2 separate regions of the Homo sapiens genome follow, and region 1 is linked to region 2. Evidence: chromatin loops called from intact Hi-C (ENCODE). Cell type or tissue: OCI-LY7. All regions are shown on one strand. Links, peaks and the distances in the headings refer to the core of each region. The heading gives the core; the rest is flanking DNA.

Region 1 (2,912 bases), core at 252-2,751, 70 kb before region 2:
CCCAGGCAAGCCACAGCAGTGAGACTCCCAGTGGTGTCAATGCACTAAGGAACAACGCACTGAGGCCGGGCCCAGTGGCTCACGGCTATAATCCCAGCACTTTGGGAGGCCGAGGCGGGCAGATCACCTGAGGTTGGGAGTTCGAGACCAGCCTGACCAACATGGAGAAACACCATTGCTACTAAAAATACAAAATTAGCTGGGCGTGGTGGCGCATGCCTGTAATCCCAGCTACTCGGGAGGCTGAGGCAGGAGAATCGCTTGAACCCGGGAGGCGAAGGTTGCAGTGAGCCGAGATCGCATCGTTGCACTCCAGCCTGGGCAACAACAGTGAAACTCCATTTCAAAAAGAAAGAAAGAAAGAAAGAATGCACTAGTTTCTGGGTGCCTGGGGAAGGAGAAAGTGTAAAGTCAAGCCTACTCTGCATGTATTAAAGCAGGAAGGTGACTCTTCTCTGTTCTGGGATCTGTCTCCAGAGAGTTACATTTGATCTGTTTAGGAGAGTGGATTGGCACATGGGCTCTGGAGCCAGACTCTCTGAGTCCAAATTCTGGCTCTGACACTAACCAGTGTGTGGCCATGAGCCTTGACCTCTTCCTCATCTGTAATATGTGAATAGCAATAGAAACCACCTCATAGGGATATTGTGAGAATCACATGTATTATGGGTTTCCTCTTAATATTGTTACTATTTTAAAAAAGATTTTTATTTTATTTTGTGTTTTAGAGACAGAGTCTCACTCTGTTGCCCAGGCTGGAGTGCAGTAACAAGATCATAACTTACTGTACCCTTGGACTTCAAGACTCAAGGTATCCTATCTCCTCAGCATCCTGAGCAGCTGGGACTACAGGTAACTGCCGCCACGGCTGGCTAATTAAAAAAATTTTTTTGGTGGGGCGCAGTGGCTCATGCCTGTAATCTCAGCACTTTGGGAGACCTAGGTGGGTGGATCACTTGAGGTCAGGAGTTCGAGACCAGCCTGGCCAACATGGTGAAATCCCTTCTCTACTAAAAATACAAAAATTAGCTGGGTATGGTGGCCCACGCCTGTAGTCACAGCTACTCAGGAGGCTGAGGCAGGAGAATCGCTTGAACCTGGGAAGTGGAAGTTGCAGTGAGCGGAGATGGTGTCACTGCACTCCAGCCTGGGTGACAACGCACAGCTCCGCTTCTAAATAAATAAATCAGTTTTGTTGTAGAGACAAGGCCTCACTACATAGCCCAGTCTCCTATTCCTGGCCTCAAGTAATCATCCGGCCTCGGCCCCCAAATTGCTGGGATTACAGGTGTGAGCCACTGAGTCCAGGCTGTTATTACTGTTTATTTCCTTCCTCCTCCCTGGAGCCCCATACTAGGACAAGGCTGCATTAGGCACTCTCACTGCATGTCTACATTCCCTTCTTAGCCCTTCCCATGCCCTATACTTTTATATCCCCCCATGGGATTACTGGGGGCTGTCACTTCCTCTCTAGGCTGACTGTGGGCGATGCAAGTGGCGCCTGGCCTGTTTGCTGGCCACAGCATCCCTAGATCCAGTGCCTGGCACTTCAGAATTGCTGAACATGTTTTTTTCTTTATGCTGAGAAATGCATCTCTGTTTTTTTTTTTTAACTTTTTTTTAGAGACAGAGTCTGTCTTTGTCACCCAAGCTGGAGTGCAGTGGTGCAATCACAGCTCACTGTAGCCTTGAACACCTGGGCTCAAGCAATCCTCCCCCCTCAACCTCCTGAGTAGCTGAGACTATAGCCTTGTGTCACCATGCCCAGCTGACTTCTTGTATTTTTTGTAGAGACAGGGTCTTGCTGTGTTATCCAGGCTGGTCTCAAAATTCTAGACTCAAGTGATCTGCCGCGTGGGCCTCCCAAAGTGTTGGAATTACAGGCATGAGCCACTGCTGCCGGCTGAGAAATGTACGTCAGTATTATGGAGCAAGAGGACGGAGTCACAGTAGTTCTGGGAACAAATACTAAGATTTTAAAATAAACCAGTTTTGAAATAGACATCACAGAGGAGACAGGGAAGTGGCTCAACTCCTCCTCCCTATTGCAGGCACCTGATGTAAGAGCTCAGTGAAGGATGAACCTGCGTGTGTTGCAAGCTGCTGCCTTGGCCTCCTCCAACCGCTGCAGGGTTTCTGGACTAAAGGGAGCTCTGTCGATCTTTCTGGGAATGTTCTGGGTGCATGGGGTTGGGTCAGCCTGTTTCGGTTCCCCACAGATGAAGAGAACTTGCCAGAGCCTAGGCGACCCTCTGTGATCCTGCCCTGCCCATCTTGCAGTTACTGCGTGTTTTTCTCCTGCCCCTTCATGCTCCAGCCTCAATGGCCTGTTCCCAACATGCCATGCTCACAGCCTTTGCACTTGCTGTTCCTTCTGCCTAGAAGGCTTTTCCCTCAACTCTTCACAAGTCTGACTCCTTATCATTTAGGTCCCAGCTCAACTGAGACCCTAGAGAGGCCTTTCCTGAAGTCCCCACCCTCAACTCTCCATCACTGCAGAAAGTTCTATTGGGTACCACTGCTCTTGACCACAGACATGCATTACACTTTCCTACTTCTGTCCTTTGCTCATGTTATTTGCTTTGCCTGGAATGCTTTACCTCACCTTAACAGAAATCCAACCCCTGTAGAATTTGGCAATATGCTAAAATAAAAGTCTTAAAATTAGTTCAGCAATGTAACTTGTCAGAATGTATCCTTAAGGAAATAACTTGTTGATATATGCAAAGATTTAGCTACAAGGATGTTCAGTGCAACACTGTTTATAATAGCAAAAATAGAGGCTGTGTGCAGTGGCTCATGCCTGTAACCTCAGCACTTTGGGAGGCTGAGGGAGGTGGATTGCTTGAGCACAGGAGTTCAAAAGCAGCCTGGGCAACACAGGGAGACTGGTCTCTGAAAAAAAAAAGAAA
Region 2 (2,912 bases), core at 154-2,653:
CCCCCGCCCTGACTACCTTGGGCCACGTGTTCTCAGGGTCTCCTGAGGGCTGTGTCAAGGGCCATAGTCGCTCATATTTGGTTCAGAATAAATTTCTTCAAATATTTTACAGAGTTTGAATGTTTTCATTGATATCTTTAGGCTGAAATTTGAAGTCCTTAAAGAGGCCCTGAGACTCTGTAGACCTGGCCCCTGCCACCTCCCCAGTCTCCTCTTGGGCCATGCCCCAGTGCCCACCACTCTCCAGCCACACCACTCTCCTGGAAGTTTCTGGAACATGCCAAGCTCTTTCAGCTTCAGGGGTGTCTCCACACCTTCACATAGCTTGATCCTTCTGCTTAGAAGGGTCACAGCACCATTGTCCACCACCCCCCACGGCCCATCCCCTCTGTAGCTACTCTTTCATGCCACCTTCTGCCAACATAAGAGGTGCCTGGGTGCCACTCTTTTGTTTTTGTTTTTTGAGATGCAGTCTCACTCTGTTGCTCAGGCTGGAGTGCAGTGGCGCTATCTCAGCTCACTGCAACCTCTGCCTCCTGGGTTCAAGTGATTCTCCTGCCTCAGCCTCCCGAGTAGCTGGGACTACATGTGCGCACCACCATGCCTGGCTAATTTTTTGTATTTTTAGTAGAGACAGGTTTCACCGTGTTAGCCAGGATGGTCTCGATCTCCTGACCTGGTGATCTGCCTGCCTCGGCCTCCCAAAGTGCTGGGATTACAGGCGTGAGCCACAGCTCCCTGCCTTGGGTGCCACTCTTTTAGGGCACTGAGTCAGCTTTCCTTAAGTGCATGTATTACAGTTTGTAAAGATACCTTTGCTTATGAGATGAGTTGCTAATATCTGTCCTGCCTTCCCTACTGGACTGTAAACTCCAAGAAAGCGGGGGCTGTATTTTATTTACTTCTGTATCCCCACAGGTCTGGCACACAGTTGGCCCCTCATAAATGCTTGTTAAATAAATCTTAATGGTATTGGGGTTGAGTCCTGGCCCCTTTCTTTTCTCCCGTTTTTGTTTGTTTGTTTGAGACAGATGGTAGCTCAGGCTGTTGCCCAGGCTGGAGTGGCATAATCACAGCTCACTGCAGCCCTGACCCTCCTGGGGTCAAGCCAACCTCCCACCTCATCCTTCCAAGTAGCTGGGACTACAGGCACGCACAACCATGCCCAGCTAATGTTTTAATTTTTTTAAAGAGATGGGTCTCACTATGTTGCACAGGCTGGTTTCGAACTCCTGGGCTCAAGCCATGCTTCTGCCTGGGCCTGGCTAAAATGCAGAATTACAGGTGTGAGCCATTGCGTCGGCCAAGGCTCCCTTTTTCTAGCCAAACAGTGCTAGTCAGACTCTGCCCCCTAGTGGTCATGTCTGGGAACTGATTGTGGCTTGTTCCAACCGCTTCCTAGATGTCAGTTTTTGACTTGTTAAAAGTAAATGGAACGCAGCAGAAAGTACTGAGTGCAGGCCCTGGGCTAGGCATCTGGCCAAGATGAATTACGATCTAGACCCTGACCCCCAGAATTCCCCCTTAAGTCAATGACCAGCGCTATAGATCTGTGCTGTTTCATATGGTAGCCACTAGCCACTTGCCACTGAGCACATAAAATGTGGTTAGTGCAACTATAAAACTGAATTTTTAATTTTATGTAATTTTAATTCATTTAAACTTAAATCTAAACATTGGCTGCTCTGTCTATGGAGTAGCCATTCTTTATTCCTCTACTTTCTTAATAAACTTGCTTTCATTTTACTCTAAAAATAAAACAATAATAAAATAAACCTTGATGCTTATTTCAGTTATTGGAAAACACTCAAGTATGTACATTTTACAAACACTTTTCAGATTTGATCTAAATACAGATCCTATATTTCTGATGAAAAAGTAACATCCTAATTGAGATATGCTGTGTCAAATACATACCAGATTTTGAAGACTTAGTATTTAAAAATCCCATTAAAAATTCACCTATGGCCAGGCGTGGTGGTGCATGCCTGTAATCCCAGCACTTTGGGAGGCAGAGGTGGGTGGATCACTTGAGGTCAGGAGTTCGAGACCAGCCTGACCAACATGGTGAAAACACATCTCTACTAAAAATACAAAATTGGCTGGGCGTGGTGGGGCATGCCTGTAATCCCAGCTACCTGGGAGGCTGAGGCAGGAGAATCTCTTGAACCCAGGAGACGGAGGTTGCAGTGAGCTGAGATCGCACCACTGCACTCCAGCCTGGGCAACAGAGCGAGACTCCATCTCAAAAAAAAAAAAGAAAAGAAAAGAAAAGAAAAAAATGTAGACTCTCAACCTACTGAAGCAGAATCTGCATTTTAACATGAACCCCAAGCGATCTATTTGCACATTAAAGTTTGAGAAGCAGTCACCTATTAGACATCCAAGTGGTGATATAGGCAGCAATTCTCTGATTGCTTGCTCAGAGACATAGGAAGCAAAGTCGAGGCTGAGAGTGAGGCTGCAGAGGAGGTGTGGGAGTTCAGAAGGGACTGTAGAAAGTGTGGAGTAATTGCCTAGGATGGGTGTGTTAGTATGAATGGACAAGTTAGTGTGCATGAACTTAAAGCGAGATCAGTCAGGACCGTTGCATGTTTTTACCCTCACTTTTGGCTATGTGGGTGCAGAGTTGAGATTTTGCTGCTGAGAACCATAAGGTAGAGTTGAGGCTGCATGCAAAGGAGTAATTATAATATTGGAATCCAAGCTGGTCAAGGAGGAAAGTGAGGATGTGAGAGATAAGAAAGAGGTGGTGGTCAGGCGCGGTGGCTCACTCCAGTAATCCCAGCACATTGGGAGGCTGAGGCAGGTGGATCACTTGAGCCCAGGAGTTTGAGACCAGCCTAGGCAACATATGGAGACCCCATCTTTACAAAAAATTACAAAAATTAGCCGGGCGCGGTGGCTCACGC

Evidence for each region. Peaks named below come from ENCODE experiments on the same cell type or tissue, not always from the same donor. Only the 100,000 strongest peaks of a DNase experiment are listed, where the experiment ranks them.
Region 1: a loop joins it to region 2, with 4 times the contacts of the local background. A loop is called at or near these places in 9 of 110 quality-filtered maps.

What each region holds. Positions count from the first base shown.
Region 1 is chr2:218,369,797-218,372,708 of GRCh38, reverse strand. No RefSeq gene overlaps it. Among named protein-coding and RNA genes, the nearest start is that of CATIP-AS1, 3.4 kb to the right of the region's middle. In OCI-LY7, for the core only: no CTCF peak of the experiment used is centred there; DNase peaks (open chromatin) are centred at 1,718 and 2,058; H3K4me3 peaks cover 1,544 bases; H3K27ac peaks cover 2,500 bases.
Region 2 is chr2:218,299,899-218,302,810 of GRCh38, reverse strand. The region is part of intron 2 of PNKD (PNKD metallo-beta-lactamase domain containing); the gene reads right to left. Among named protein-coding and RNA genes, the nearest start is that of TMBIM1, 8.9 kb to the right of the region's middle. In OCI-LY7, for the core only: CTCF peaks have their summits at 1,154 and 1,353 (motif pointing left); a DNase peak (open chromatin) is centred at 1,330.